2 separate regions of the Mus musculus genome follow, and region 1 is linked to region 2. The links are chromatin loops, found by intact Hi-C in ENCODE. Cell type or tissue: heart. All regions are shown on one strand. Each heading gives the region's core, and the rest is flanking DNA. Links, peaks and the distances in the headings are about the cores only.

What was found. Peaks named below come from ENCODE experiments on the same cell type or tissue, not always from the same donor. Only the 100,000 strongest peaks of a DNase experiment are listed, where the experiment ranks them.
Region 1: a loop joins it to region 2, with 3 times the contacts of the local background. A loop is called at or near these places in 3 of 42 quality-filtered maps.

Annotation. Positions count from the first base shown.
Region 1 is chr3:89,573,436-89,581,360 of GRCm38, forward strand. All of the region lies in intron 2 of Kcnn3 (potassium intermediate/small conductance calcium-activated channel, subfamily N, member 3), which reads left to right. Among named protein-coding and RNA genes, the nearest start is that of Kcnn3, 57 kb to the left of the region's middle. In heart, for the core only: a CTCF peak has its summit at 4,867; a DNase peak (open chromatin) is centred at 5,586; H3K27me3 peaks cover 1,118 bases.
Region 2 is chr3:89,516,152-89,524,076 of GRCm38, forward strand. It overlaps Kcnn3 (potassium intermediate/small conductance calcium-activated channel, subfamily N, member 3), which reads left to right and starts at 4,013. Exons shown (of 8, transcript NM_080466.2): 1 at 4,013-5,253. The coding sequence starts at 4,318. In heart, for the core only: no CTCF peak of the experiment used is centred there; DNase peaks (open chromatin) are centred at 3,920, 4,730 and 6,830; H3K4me3 peaks cover 2,890 bases; H3K27ac peaks cover 1,417 bases; H3K27me3 peaks cover 2,033 bases.

The sequences.
Region 1 (7,925 bases), core at 1,985-6,984, 57 kb after region 2:
TGCTGCACTCTGGTTAGCCTTTCTCACGCCCCGGCCATGAATCGCCATGGTTACTATATCAGCCCTGATGGTCAATTTTTATGTGACACTGTGTCTTTATTTTCTAAATATTTAAACACTCGAGCTTAACCCTTTTGCCTCATAGCTGGCTTCCTGCCTCTGTTCCACTCAGCAGGCATTAAGATGCCTGCTCTGCCATGATATCAGGGGCGAGGGGAGGGCCAGGCTCTATCTTGGCTGTTGGTACTGATCTCCAGTTTTGTCTCTGGGAAATGGGTATCCTGAATCATACTGTTTCCTAACAGAATGTGTGCCGTGCTTATTAAAGGTATGGAAACCCATATCCGGGACATGTTGAGACTTGTCCCAGCCAGGATAAACAGCTCTAGACTTCCCAAGTCCACTTGCTGTGTGCCATTGACGATGCCTCTTTAATTGTGGGAGAGGATGAATGAGGATGTGTGTGTGTGTGTGTGCTCTTTCACTTATATGTGGCCAGAGGTTGACAGTGGGTACCTTTCTCTGTCCTTCTTTTGAGCCAGGGTCTCTCATCATTTCCCCTAAGCTGACTGGCCAGCAAATCTCCAGAACGCACGTGTTTTGTGGACTTACAAGTGCATATGGCCGCTACACCCAGCTTTTAGGTGGGAGCTGGGGATCTGAACCCAGGGATTCACGCTCGACGCTTGGACAGCATGCAGGATCCTCACAGAATCATCTCTCCAGCCCTGCAAATTCTTCCTGCCAACTCTTCCAAAATCTTCCCGGGCCCTGGGAGTCTCTGTCCTAGATCCTGACGGGGCTCCGGGGCAAATTAGTTTGGGAGGAATTATGTTTGTAAGTGGAAGGTGACTTCTCCCTTTTCTTCTCCCCTCACTGGCTTGAGACAGGCCCCAGCACCTGAATATAGGTTGCCTTGGAAACCACTCAGTTGTCTTCACCCTGGGCTATGTGAAAGGAGTGAACATTGGGTGTGCTGTTCAGGAGGCTTCAGCAGTGTAAAGTGTCATCATACCACCAGGGGGACTGAGCTAGTGTGAAGGGCCTCCTATCCGCCCCACCCCAGGGCTCCGGCTCCAGTGAGCTCTGTGCTCACAGGATGTAATAGCCTGTGTCTGGAGTATTGGTCACTGTAGCCAGATAGGCCACCACTAGTTCCACTTTATTTTCTTTTATTTATTTTTTTGTGGTTGTAAAGTAGATAGATCAGGCCAAATGATCTCTGGGGCTTCTGATTCTGTGAAGGTACCACAGCTGAGGGACACTTGATGACTGGGAGATAAAAACCAGAAGGAAAGTGGCTGAGAGCTTCAGAGGACAATGACAGACAGTGCGTGGTCAAGAGGCTCCTGGAGGGGCCTATTTGAACAACCTCATCTTTCTTTTAACAGCCTCGCCTCTTTCTCGGAAGCAGAATTGGACACCTAGCTAATGGCCTCAAAGTTGAAATAGAAAGCCATCAAAATGACAGTTTTTTGGGGGGCTCTGGTATCTTGTAGTTTAAAAGAGACTTCTCTCAAGTCTTTCCCAAAAACAAACTGACCGGCCTTCTTTAAAGCCTTGAGAATGATCACGGTATGTGCCCAAGCTCCCCCACCACGCAGTTCCAGCCTCCTTCTCCAAAGTCCCTGGGCAGCGAGCTCACATCATGAAAAATCTGTCTCTGACTGTGGGGACTTGCACGTCTGAGGCTTTTTCAGAGTTAATTCATCCAAATTTGTATTGCTATGTTGTGTGTATTTGTTTATTTCTTCATTTGAAGTAGCTGGGAACTTGTGGCTTTTCCTGCCTCAGCCTCCTAAGAGCTGACCTGATTTTCAGACGTGTGCCACCATACCCAGTTATCTTCCTCCTCTGTTTATTTGGGGCTATTAATATAGGGGTCCCACTTAGGGCTGAGCACTCAGTATACATTGATTCTCAGTATTATGACTAACTATTGATCTCTGCATTAACTGTGACCACTGCTCAGAGAGGATTCTTTGGCTAATGTTAAGCACAGCACTACGCTATGGATCTAAGCATAGATATTTGGAAGATAGTTTGACAGCATGTCATTTAGCAAAACAACAGTAACAGGTTGTCCCCTAGGGCCTGTGACCTCAGGACTCATGGACTTTGGACCAGCACCAGGCCCAGATTCTTTACTGTGAACCCAGTCTCAAATCTAACCCTAAAGCAGCTGGTTACATCTACAACCTTTGTGCCACTATTGCACTTGTGGGCACATCTCATCCGGCAGATTGGTACTATAGCATGCAGGGATGGCCTGGCTACCACCTTCTGGCATGATGAAAGTTAGTCAGCAGGGTGGGGGGATGTTTTCAAGTTTGCCTGATTTCACTATGTCCTTCAATGAAAGTATGTTGTACCTTCTGCAATTGGGTTTTACAGTTTAGTTTTTCAGGGAGGAACAAAGAGCTATGGCAATAGCTCGGATTGTATTAAGGGCCTATGGGACCTTCCTGACCCCATAGGGAAGTATCCTATACTTGGTACTGAGGTTTTTATTTTTATTTATTTATTTATTTATTTATTTGCCTTTTTTTTTTTTTTTCCTTCGAGACAGGGTTTCTCTGTGTAGCCCTGGTGGCTGTCCTGGAACTCACTCTATAGAGACCAGGCTGGCCTTGAACTCAGAAATCTGCCTGCCTCTGCCTCCCAAGTGCTGGGATTAAAGGTGTGTGCCACCATCGCCCAGCTTGAGGTTTTTATTTAGTAATCCATGACTGACAAGTCTGACTCTGCAGGGTATAGCTACCATATTTAAATGTTGATCTCTCTCCACAATGGTGACAATCCTCCATCAGCAATGTGTATTAGCCCCACTGTACTGTGTCTGGCCTCCCACAGGCTATGAAACCCCACTTCCCTAGGGGTATGCGCTTTGACAGCACCACCAAGGTTCTCTGCACACTCAGAGGAACAGTAGCCATCTCTGTAGTTGCTCCTTCAATGCCTAATACACAGCAGGAGCTCGATGATTCTAAAGTGGGCGAGCAGTATCTGACTCTGAGGATTTGTAAGATGGGAAGACACTGCACAGTTTTTACCGTCTAGAAATTTCTATACACTTGTTATTGCATTATGCTGCCAAGAAAATTCTGGTAATTCTAGTTTCCTGTTGGGCAAGGAGCTAGTCAAGTGACATTTTCCCGTTTCTAAGAAGAAAGATGGCGAAATCGGCACTGCTCAGATCCTTCTAACACAGTAGTTGGATTAGGAGAAGACAGAACCCATCCTTCATTTCTATTTTGTTTAAAAGACTTGGTGCAAGTTAGAAGACATTCCATCACTCTGAAACTTCCCCTGCCAGAGGGGAGGGACACCCATGGGCACTTGACCTGGGTCTAGGTTGGATTTTGTCATTTATTTCTTTTTTCTTTTATTCATTTAATGTATATGAGTACACTGTAGCTGTCTTCAGACACACCAGAAGAGGGCATCAGATCCCATTACAGATGGTTGTGAGCCACCATGTGGCTGCTGGGAATTGAACTCAGGACCTCTGGAAGAGGAGTCAGTGCTCTTAACCACTGAGCTATCTCTCCAGCCCTTAAATTTTTTTTTCTTAAAAATGGTAGTAAAATATATGTAACATAAAAATTTGCCACTTTACAATACAGTTCAATGGCATTAAGGGATATTCATGTGTGGTTCAAGGATTATCATCAGAATTGACTTCATTACCTTCTATGTAACCTATGTGCTTTGATACAAAATAGATTTGCTTCATGCCCTCATTTGCACAAGCATCCTTTATCATCCAGCTCCTGACCCCACCTCCATCCTGTGTAACACACTGTATCTCAGGCTGTGGTCCTGTTTCAAGCCTTGGCCTGGCATGCAGCTGCACACACGGCGACAGTGGCAGCAAGCCACATGTCCATTCATCTCATGTGGGCGAGGGATTCCAGTTATCCTTGACAGCAGTCTCATTTTACAGATAAGTGAAGTGAGGCTGAGAGGGGAGAGATTACCTATTCAAAGTCACGTGGCTGATGAGAGGCAGAGCTAGCCTCAAACAGACAGCCATCTCCAAATCCTGCAGACTTCTTTGCTAGTTGGGGTGCACTCCACTCTCCAACCCATCCGTGCCCCTGACTCCTGTGGTATCCAGAAGCACTCAGGAACACGGGTGGGTTGTGGGACTTAACATAGTGGAGAAGAGTGAACGTGATGGGGTTCTGGGCTGAAAAGCAACGAACACAATTGGTCCTACCTTTCAAGCTCCCGAACACCTTGGCATCCCCATCTGCTAGAACCTCGTTCTCTTTCTGGTTTTCTTGCTGTCTTCCCCTTGGGCCCTACAGTTGTCTAAGAGAGGGGTCCAGTTTCCTGAGGGAAGAGAGGTTACAGTGTTGGTGATATGCCTGAGTTTCCTTGCTGGCCCTCCCCTTTCTTGCACGTGTAGGTAGGTGCTGGCTTTTCTTGCACACTGGCTGCCTGGCTGAGCCCTATAGAGTCTTGATCTTGCTTGCCTTCCTGCCCCGCTTGGGCTGACACCCATTACTTGTGCCCTCCTCATCTTGTCTGGAGTCACTAGCCCTGTTATTTCTTGCATTCTTATTTGCTTCAGCCCAAGGCCCTGAAGACTGGACAGTCTGGGGCCTGCTTTAGAAGTTTTGTCTTTGCTTGCTATAATCCCACAGGCCAGGGTTGGTAGCCTTCTCAGGCTCTCTACTCAGTGACCATTCTTATGCTGTGCATCTGCAGTCTTATACCCAAACCTCCTGAGGGGGACCTAGACCTTCCCAGCACAGTGTTTTTCCAGATAGGTCTTGGGGTCCTGTCCATCGCGGCTGCTCTGAACAGATCCCATTAGTGCTGCACTGGGTCCATGCACCACCCTAACCTGGACAGAAGGGGGCCAACTCCTGGTTTTCTCATTCTCCTGACTGTAGCAAAGATGGCTTCCACGGCAGCTCATTGGTTCATTCAAAGCATGCTGTCTTCATTGAGCTGATGATCCTTCAGCTGTTCACCGGGTCCCTCATCCTGTCATCTCTGTTGTAGAGGCAGCTTTTGGGGAGGGGAAGGTGAGGGAAAGCTGCCCCTTTGGTTGCCCCAGTGAGATTTCCCTTGAGTTTCTTTTATCTCATTCAGCAGCAAGGTATTTCGAGCAGTCCCAGCTTCCTGTTCTGTTCTTGGTGTAAAAGCCTTGTTCAAATCACTGAGACAGATGTGGAACAAGAAATTGAATCTGGGACAGTCGTTTTCTTTTGTTGGACTAAACAGAGGGAATTGGGATTAAAAAAGAAGCCCAAATAGTTGCAAGCCTTTTATTCTAAAAATCAGTGGTCTCCCTTAGGCTGCAGTATCCTGCCCCTGTCCGCCCCACCATTCCCTACACACCAGGCACACCTGTGAAACACTCATCTTCTGTAACCAATGCTTACTGAGCTACAGTGCTTGCTTGGTGCTGGGAAAGCAAGCTGCGCCTGGGCTCTGAAATTGGGTGACACATGACACTTGACCATTTGGTAAGACTGTGTTGTAACAATGTTGCTCCAACAGCCTGTGCTACAGGAGAGTGTTGACACAGAGCCGCATGCCCCGGGGCTCTAATATTCCCAATTGCTCCTCCCCAGCAGCTGGGCTTGGCCCTTGCTGCTGACCTGTGACTAAGCTCCCTACAGCCACAAAGCAGGGATCAGTAGCCAGCCACGGTGGAGCCGTCCGCCAGGTGCAGAGCAGCCTCAGCCTCCGAATTCAGACCATGAGGCAGCATCGCAGGAGTGAAGGCATAACATCCAACGTCCCGGACACCTTTCTGCTCACGGACCCCACCCCTCGCTTCTCCCAGTTCCTTCTTGGGTGTCACTGGAGCAGGAAGCTAAATGTTCCTGTCAGTTCTCTGCGGTACCACTTGTTAGAATGTACTAGAAGTGGTAGCCCTTTGAGAGCCAAGAGGAATCGCCTAGGCTGGGCGTGTGTAGGATGGAGGTGGGGAGGGGCAGGCCAGGCGATGTTTGCCTTCCCTCTGTTGTTAGAAATAGCAACCGTCCTCCACCTTGCTGAAGGACTGGACAAAAGGTGATTAGTCCCCTAAGTAAGGGAGCTATTGAAGGTCTGTTCAGAGCTAAGCACCACAGGGGACAGCAAGGCTCTGGTCATGAACAGGCTTGTGATCTAATCTGAGATAAACATCTCCACTTGTAGGCACAGTGAACAGCAAGGGGGTGTGGGGGCTTCCCACTTAGGTGGGAATAAGGACCTCACACTGGTGCTGAGGAGCAGGAGGACAGAGAAAGCTGGAGCAAGAGAGTGTGGGGATGGGTGGGTCCTGTAGGGGAGCGAGCCTGCTGAGCAGCCAGGAGAGGTGGCTGGGAAGAGGGTTGTTTGTGTGTTTGTTTTGTTTGGTTTTTTTTTTTTTTTTTGGTTGGCTTTTACCATGTGGTCACTTTTAACCAAGATTGGAGTTAAGTCACACGGGTAAAACCCACTCTTTCTAACCCAGCAAAGATGGCTGTCAGCCATGTGGCAGCAGCTAAGACAGTGGCAAGCCTCCTAGTGCTTTGAGGAATGGAAAAGATACAGATAAGTGTAAAGGGACTAGAGAGAAGTGAGAATGGCTGGGGTCGGGTCATCCCGGTGAGTCTAAAATGGTGGCAGCCAAAAACGAATGTCTCCAAGCTGCTGTGGCAGAGATTTTAGGAAAGAATGAGAGCTCACTCATAGCTTATCAAAGACCAACGGGTGGCAGTGGCAGTGAGGTGAGGAGACAGACACACACGTGGGGGACATAGTTCCCGGGTCACAGGCGCCGGCCTGGATTTCCAAGTTCAGGTCTGTGCTGGTTGAAAAGTCTCCCATGTTGGAGATCTCCAAGACCAGCTACCATATGCACTTGGTTGAGAATCAGGAATGACTAGTCCTAGCCCTAGAATCCAGAGATTCCACATCCCATCAACAGAACACGCTCCCAGGGCAGGGCCCGCAGGAACCCCAGTTTCTCTCGCACTGTCAGATCTTTTTGGATGGTTGGAAGGAGTAGCGTCCATCAGCTTTACAAGATTTTACAGGCTTGCTGTTCTCTTACTGTTTTCAATTACCTCTACCTAAAAACACATCCGTCCCCAGCAGCTTTGGGGGTCTACCTTCTCACAAAGGCAGGGTTTTGAATGGGTTTCCTGCCTTCCAGATTCAAACTTGATAGTCTGGCCAGGTGGCTGAGAACTGCCATTATCCCAGAGCGGCAGCGGCAGGGGCTCCTGTGCAGCTGTGAGTCCCCCAAAGCCAGCATGGACCATCTTGTGTGTAGTGGGTTGAGAGAAGGTGTGTCCACGTTGGGGTCACGTAGGAGGAGATGTGCTTGCTGGGCCTGGGCAGGAACTCAGGGGCATGGCTGTGGCTGGCCCACAGAGCAGAGGCCTAGCTCACAGCCTGTTTCCATTTCTCAGCTTCTCCAGCCCTTTCACTAGTATTGCCCAGCCCCTTCCCTCCTTCTTTATGTTTTCTCTGTCTTTGACTCTCTTTTTGTGACTGCTTCCATCTTTTCCTCTTTGTGTGTGTGTGTTGAAGCATGCGGTGTTTGTCACTGTGGGCTGACTCTGCGTCTGTGTGTGCTTGTGTGTGAGTGTGGTCTTAAAGCTGGATTGACAAGGGATGGGTTTTACTTCCTGGCTCTGGAAAAAGAGAGGGAACGACAGTGAGGGACAGGATCTCTGAGGCAGAGAACATTCCGATCTAGGTGTGCTTTGGGGGATGAATTTAGTTCTCAAGATGGCTGCGATGTTCTAATTGTGCAAGAGTCCTTGAGCACCCACAGTGGGGGGTGGCCATGTTGTCCCTCATCTGCTGGCTCAACTTCAGGGACCACAGGAAACCCCAGGCTTCTAAATGTTATGCAGAGCTACAGTTCCAGCGGCCCTGAGCTGACAGAGATGGATGCCCAGCATTAGAGTCTCTCCAGGCCCCTTTCT
Region 2 (7,925 bases), core at 1,928-6,927:
GAAACTGAAGCTCAAGATGGAGGTGGTGAGGAGTGAGTTGGGAGAGAGGACAGAGCAGACTGAAAGCACACCTGTAGCCTGTGGCCACCCTTCCTGAGTCTGGGGACTCTGACCTCATCCATGCTCTACTACTCCTTGAGGTAAGAAATTCACTGCACCCCAACCCCTCATCTTTACAGTCAGGAGAGGCCAATGTGCCATTCTTTCACTTTAGGTAGTGTAACGACTTGATGGCTCCAGTCCTATCACCTCCATGAAGCCTCTTTAAATTTTTTTAATTTTAATTTTATTTTATGTAGGTAGGTGTTTTGCCTGAATGTATGGCTCTGTACCAGTTGCATGCAGTTCCAAGGGAGGCCAGAAGAGGGCATCGGATACAAAGGAACTGGAGTTGTAGCTGGTTGCGTGAGGCTGTGGGTGCTGGGAATCAAACCTGGTCTTCTAGAAGAGCAGCTAGTGCTCGTAACCACCGAGGCACCTCTCCAGCTGCCATGATGCCTCTCTCTTAAAGACATTTTATTTATTAGATTTATTCATTTTACTTTTGTGTGTGTTTCACCTGTGTGTATGTGTGTGCACCCGTGTGTGTTTACTGCTTACAGAGATCAGAAGAGGGCATCCGCTCTCCTGGAATTAGAGTTATGATTGTTTGTGAAACACTGTATGTGTGTGTTGGAGATTGAGCTCATGTCCTCTATAAAAGCAACAAGTGCGCTTAACCTCTGAGCCATCTCTCCAGCCCCATGAAGCCTCTTTTGTCTTAACAAACTCTAGTTTCTTGGCTACTTGTTGGGATTTGTGTTGTTGCTATTTGTCACCTATGTAACTATAACTTCTCTCTATAGAAACAATGTAAGCTTCAAGGGTTGCCTATTGGACAGGGACAGACCTGTGCTCCGCTCTAGTTATGCCACTTATTACTGATTACTATTTATAGGCAAGTCTTAAAAACCTGTCTAATGCCTCAGTCTCAATTGTCTCAGAATGCTCTCAACTCATGGGTTGTGGTGTATAGACATGGTCGTGGGCTCAGGGGGTGGCACTGGGAGTTTCTTACACTTGGACATGTAACAGCAGTGGGAAGACACTAGGTAGAGTATGGCTCAGAGCAGTTGGAAAGATGCTTACAAGCTGGTAAAAACTTAGTAGCCACTTGGGGTGGGGGAGGGGAACAAGCCCTGAAGGACACATTTGTACATTCTGTGGGTAAACATTCCCACCACAAAAGACTTCAAGTTGCCATTGTGCCACTGGTGAACTGGAGTTCAGGCAACCTGTCACAGTGGGCTTTTAAAAACTAATATTGCTGGGTGTGGTGGCATACACCTTTGATCCCAGAACTTGGAAAGCAGAGTCGGGTTTATCTTTGTGAGTTTGAAGCTAGTTTGGTTTACATATCAAGACCCATGACAGCCAGGTCTACATAAAGAGACCCTGTCTCAAACCAACCAACCAGTACTGTGCAGCCCCACCCAGCACACTGGAGGGGCAAGGTTGCTATGTACGGTGATGTAGGAGGTCTGAGGGTTGGAGTGGGATAGGATCCATATATCGGCTCACAGGAGCTGGGGACCCTCATTTCTTTTATTTTACAGAGTAGGAAGCTGTGGATCGAAGTGCATCTTATTTATGCTGAATGACCATCCATGGCAGTCAGGACTGGCCCTCGGGTATGTATGTGCACCGGTGTGTGTTTACTGCTCACAGAGATCAGAAGAGGGCATCCAATCTCCTGGAATTAGAGTTATGATTGTTTGTGAACCACTGTATGCGTGTGCTCCAGCTTTAAGTACACCCCATCTACCTTTTCTCAGGACAAAGTTGCTGCACCCAGGGTGGGAGCATCAGTTTCAAGTTTAGACCACTCCCAGGTGAACCTCTGGGCTCTGGCTGTAGAGCAGCTCTATCCAGGATAGTGGCATACCTGCCCTATTTGGATCCTGCTGTGACCCAGGAAGGTTAGTGGAGGCAGAAGACAACCTATTGTGGTAGAGTGGGCAAAGAAACTTCCAGGCCTAGAAATTAATTTTCCGCAGCACAGAATCTATATCTGTCATGAAAGTCCAGTACTAGCAGCACATTTTTGCTTCTAACAATGTATTAGTATTAATTTATTTTCGATCATAAAACCTAATCATGTGATCTGGAGCCTTGAGTCAGACTGTTGACTCTGCGGATTGAAGAGGGAGGGAAATGAAGGAGGCAGGTGAGAAGAGGGACTGGGCAGGCTGACCATGTTGGAAAGTAAGGTAGGGACTTGGGGGCCTGTCTGATGATGGAAATGTGCCTGAGACACTAGGCTTGTACCAGGGCGTGTGCACATGAGTGCATGTGTGTGTGTGTGTATGTACACATTGCTCCATCATCATTGATAGCAATCTTGTGCAAGATTGATTGTCATTATCAGGTAGCTGAGGGTGTGGTTTATGGTGCAAGCAGTTTACTCTCAGTCTTCATAGCAGCTTGCAGAGGCGAGGACTGGTATGCAGAGGGCACTCAGCTCATTGGTGGGAACTCTACCATGCTCCCTGGCATGGCGATTTGATGCTTGCTATTCAGGGGGAAAGCTCTGGAAGCATGATGGGTGTGTGTGAGCAAGTGTGTGCTCATACCTGTACACGGGTGTGACCACACACATGCATCTGGATATGTGTACTTCCACACTTATCTAGGGGAGACACTAGACAGAGGCCTGAGGATGGTGGGGAGCTGGGAAGTGGATAGGAAGATGCTCCCTCTTAGAGCCCAGGTGTGCCTAGAGGAATTCATAGCACTCCCCCCCCCAATTGCTAAGGCTGTCCCAATTAAAAATGGAAATAAATTCATCTCTGGTCTTGTCCCCTTGGAGAGTCTTCTGCACACAGTGGGAGTCTAATAAATACTTTATGAGGAGGAGTCTGAACCAGGGAAGCCAGCAGCTGTTTCCAGCTCTGACTCTCAGAGACCCATGGGGCAGATCAGACATGGAGCCACTGGGATTTCCAGTCGTCCTCATCGACCCTGAGGTGACTCCAGACCCAGCTGTTCTGGAAGAGGCTGGATCCAGGTTACTAAAACATCCTGCTTTGGGGAAGTTGGCTCTTCCTTGACAGATTCTCTTTGGCCCTTTCCCATCCATCATGTGGATACTATTTATTGAACAGCCACTGTGTGTTGATCATCATGGGGGGGGGGGAGCATCTAGGCAGCGGAAGAAGAGTGGTGGACTCAGGCTGATCTCTGCTCAAATCCTAGTGCCTTTAATTACAAGCTGGGTGACAAGAGCCATATTTCTTATCTGCGTGTGAGTGGGCTTCTTTTCTTTCCTTTTTCCTTCTTTTATTTCTTTTTTTAGGATGATGACGTCACTTCATAGGGTTGATGTGAGGATTGGAAATAACAGAGGCTCCTGTACACAGCGCAGGTGCTCTGACAGTGGTAGGTAGGTGAGCTTCTCCCTGTCAGGAGTGGGTCCCTTCTGCTTCTGTCAGTTTATGCTCAATGCCTCCCGGTGTTAATTTTCTTTGTAAAATATGAGCACAGTCCCTATCCCCTTGGGCTTTTGGAAGATGTACCTGGAATCCAATGTGTAAAACAACCTGTACAGATACTGGCTATTAATCAACGTTTGTCCTCCGGTCCCGGTTTCCCCAGCATGGTGACAGCTTCCCCTTTAGGGTGCTCTCGATCCCTTCCTTTCATCGCCCCAGCGCCAACATTCAGCCGGGATTGCTGTGGGCATCAGTATCCTGACCGTACCTTTCAGAGGAAAGAAGGCAGGTGCTCAGCTTGCGGGTGGAGTGTGGAGGGGTTGGAGTGGTAGTGGTCTTGGAGCAAAAACTACAGTTCCCAGCCCTCGTTGCGCTGCCACCCGGCGAGGAGCGAAGGATGGCAGGCCCCTTCTTGGAGGCGGAGCCTGAGAGGGAGGCGGAGTTTGGAGGGGTTGGAGAGTTAAGCCAAGCCAATGAAACCGCTGGCTAATAAGTGGGCTTGGCTTGCCATATAACAGTGTCAGGAGGAGGAGAGCGAAGCTATTGAGCCAGCGAGGAGTGAAGCTGAGTCTGCTTCATACACTCCTAGAGGACCGCCTTCAGAATAGAGTTCTTTTCGCCCCTTCCTCCTTCCCCCGGCTCCTCTCCTGGCTTTTCTACCCGCCCAATACAATGCATACTCGAGTGGCAGCCCCAGAGAACTGAAGCAAACCAAAGAGAGAGGACTGGAGCCAAGACACTTCTGGTGGGGAATCTTGGATGCCTGGCTTTCTTTGAGGTCATCTTTGGAACGAGGGTGGCTTTGGGGTGGAGGGTCGTGCTGCAGGGAACTCAGCCAGGCCCCAAGATGGACACTTCTGGGCACTTCCATGACTCGGGGGTGGGGGACCTGGATGAAGACCCCAAGTGTCCCTGTCCATCTTCTGGGGACGAGCAACAGCAGCAGCAGCAACCGCCACCACCGCCAGCGCCACCAGCAGTCCCCCAGCAGCCTCCGGGACCCTTGCTGCAGCCTCAGCCTCCGCAGCCTCAGCAGCAACAGTCGCAGCAGCAGCAGCAGCAGCAGTCGCAGCAGCAGCAGCAGCAGGCTCCACTGCACCCCCTGCCTCAGCTTGCCCAACTCCAGAGCCAGCTTGTCCATCCTGGTCTGTTGCACTCTTCTCCCACGGCGTTCAGGGCCCCCACTTCAGCCAACTCTACCGCCATCCTCCACCCTTCCTCCAGGCAAGGCAGCCAGCTAAATCTCAATGACCACTTGCTTGGCCACTCTCCAAGTTCCACAGCCACAAGTGGGCCCGGTGGAGGCAGCCGGCACCGGCAGGCCAGCCCCCTGGTGCACCGGCGGGACAGCAATCCCTTCACGGAGATAGCTATGAGCTCCTGCAAATACAGCGGTGGGGTCATGAAGCCCCTCAGCCGCCTCAGCGCCTCTCGGAGAAACCTTATCGAGGCTGAGCCTGAGGGCCAACCCCTCCAGCTCTTCAGTCCCAGCAACCCCCCAGAGATTATCATCTCCTCCAGGGAGGATAACCATGCCCACCAGACTCTGCTCCATCACCCCAACGCTACCCACAACCACCAGCATGCCGGCACCACGGCCGGCAGCACCACCTTCCCCAAAGCCAACAAGCGGAAAAACCAAAACATTGGCTATAAGCTGGGACACAGGAGGGCCCTGTTTGAAAAGAGAAAGCGACTGAGTGACTATGCTCTGATTTTTGGGATGTTTGGAATTGTTGTTATGGTGATAGAGACCGAACTGTCTTGGGGTTTGTACTCAAAGGTAGGGACTGTGGTTTCTCTTTATACATTCAACAAAAGGAGTATGTAGACGAGAGAGAGAGAGAGAGAGAGAGAGAGAGAGAGAGAGAGAGAGAGATTGATTTTGAGAGATTTCCTAACTTCCCATGTTTTTCTTCCATGGTCCTGTGAGAATTCCTTTCTTGCTTCCCTTTGTGGGGACATCCCCACACACTGTGTCTAATGTGCAGACTCTGTGTTTGGGAGGATTAAAGAATCCCTTCTGAGAAATCGCTCTTTTCCTCCGGGCTCACGCGTACTAAAGCATAACCCAGCAGCTTAACGCACCAATTAATTACACTCTGCCTTGATGTGTTTGCCAGTTCCTGCTACTTCCCTCCTCGCCTCCCCTCCCTGCTCCACTCCATTCCCCCCCCCCCATAAAAAAGAAATAAATGTCTGGGTGGGGGTGGGGATCCTGTACCGTTCCCCAGCTCCCCCCCCCCTTCCCAAGTTTCTATTTCCCTTCTCTTCCCAGAGAGACTCCAGGGTAAAATGGAGATGTTCCCGAGTCTCTCCCAAGGGCACCGGGTTAAAAATATAGGTGGAGGAAATCAGCAGTCTCTTCCCTCAGGAAAGAGGACTCAGAATAAACCTGCCGCTGCCTTGTAAACATGCCCTGATAAAAATGGCTACAGGTGTTACCCAGGCAGAGCATGGGCACCGCCTTGCCATCACTCGGGGAACGGGGAGCGCCTCTCCTTAGGATGGGATGACAGGGCTTCCCCAGCGGGTCACCGCGGAGTCGGCACCCCAGCTTAGCCCTGGTTCTTCCCTCCCACCCTAACTCCTTCTCCTTGGGATAAATAAAGATGAGTGTACGTGTGTGTGCACGCTGGATGGAGAACGGCAGGCACAAGGCACTGTCTTGGGGGTGGGGTGGGGTGGGGGACGCTCCATTGCTCTATCCTTTCAGTTGGAGGAGAGAGCTTCCTTCCCAGAGGGGAAGGAGGTCGAGGAAGGTGGGTTTTTGTCAATGCTGCATTTGCCAGGAAGCTGCATGCCAGAAGGCTTGGAGGTGCAGGGAATTGTTGGGCAAACGGTTTCCCCTACTGTACCACTTGGTCCCAGTTTGCTGGTGTTTGCATGTGTATATGTGTACTCGTGTGAGTGCCTGCTTGTTCTGTGTATTTGTGTATTTGTTTGTCATTTTGGACAAGGGGTGGCTGGGCTGGCTGGCGGGTAGCTGGGAGGGGCTCAGCTGTTGGAGGTTTCAAATAGAGCCTGTTTCAGGCAGCGCACAGCTGCTGGAGACTGTCACATTCCTTGTAGAGATCTAGTCACAAAAACCTGGGAGGTGCTGATCAGATTTCCCCCATTCCCAGAGTCTCCCTTTAACCTGATGTGGGCAGTGCTCCTTGTCAGGCAACCTGCATGGACAGAGCCCAGACTTCCCAGCAGAGAGTCCTCCAGGGACCTGCTGCTTTGCAGGGACTGCCCAAGCCAGAGCACTTGGAAGCTGCCTCAGTCTAAATAGCTCCTGGATGAACAGACCTCTCCATGAGCAGAGTGGGGTTTCCCCTGGAAGCCCAGCTCACTTAGTCATTCCCTGTAATGAGAGCCTGGGAGGCTGCAGGTCCCTCTGTTCCCTGCCTTCTTAGAGCTGCCTCTCTTGCTGTGTGCTCTGCTTAGGAGATGGGCTGGCAACCCCCCCCTGGGAATTAGGAACACTTGTTAGGGGGAATCCGTGGAAGCCCACATCCCGGAGGTGTGGCATGGTGCTAGCATGTTCTTTTCAGTGGCCCCCATGGCGGCTGTTAAGGAAATGGCTTTTCTAGGAGTCAGTGGCTGTGTCCGGCTCTGAGTGTGGGATCCATGATCATTTGTCTGAATGTGTTTTGGGGGTAGGGTGTCACCGGGCAGGGACGACTATCTTCTCTGATGGAGAGAGGTTTTCCCGGGCCGGGAGGCTGTAAGTGTTGACTGGGTGATATCACCCAAGGTGTGTGCTTCCTCCACTCCTAAGTCGTTGATTCTCTGGTGGCGATGGTACTGAGGGACAGTGACCAGGAAGCTCCTGCGTGCCTCAGTCAGTGAGGTGACCACTTCCTGTGTACCTCGGGGATGGGATTGAAACAACAAAATGTTTATTTAGTGAGGCAAATGTCCCTATCTACCTCGGAGGCAAAGAGGGTCATATCAAAGAATAGGACCAAATCAGGAGTTACAGCTCTGTCACTGCTGGCTGTGTGATTCTTGGAAGTCAGGATACCCTGCAAGGCTGCTTCCAGCTTTCTGGTGGGGAGACTGAGTCAGATGAGGTCAAGGCCCACCAGAGCACCTGCTCATGTAAGAGGGGTCGGCTGTGGCTGTCTGTGATGACTGAGGAGAGAGACACCTTCTTTCTCTGTGATTAGATGGAAAGTAAGACGCAAGGACAGAGGAGAAAGTTCTACAAGGAATCTGGGTCTGGTTGGAGACTGTCTTTACACATGAGGCAGCTGTTGGGGAGAGAGGTGTCAGCTCCCCAGCTTTGGGATACAGGGGGATGGGCTCTGTGACAGAAGAGCCCAGAGACACTCAGGGTGGATGAGGGACTTTCCTTTGCTAGGATTCTTGTGTGCCTGCCTGTCTTTGCTGATGATTCTGGAAGCCCGAGGATAGACCAGGTGACCAGTCATTTTGGGTACCTACCATGGCCATTTCTATTTAAAG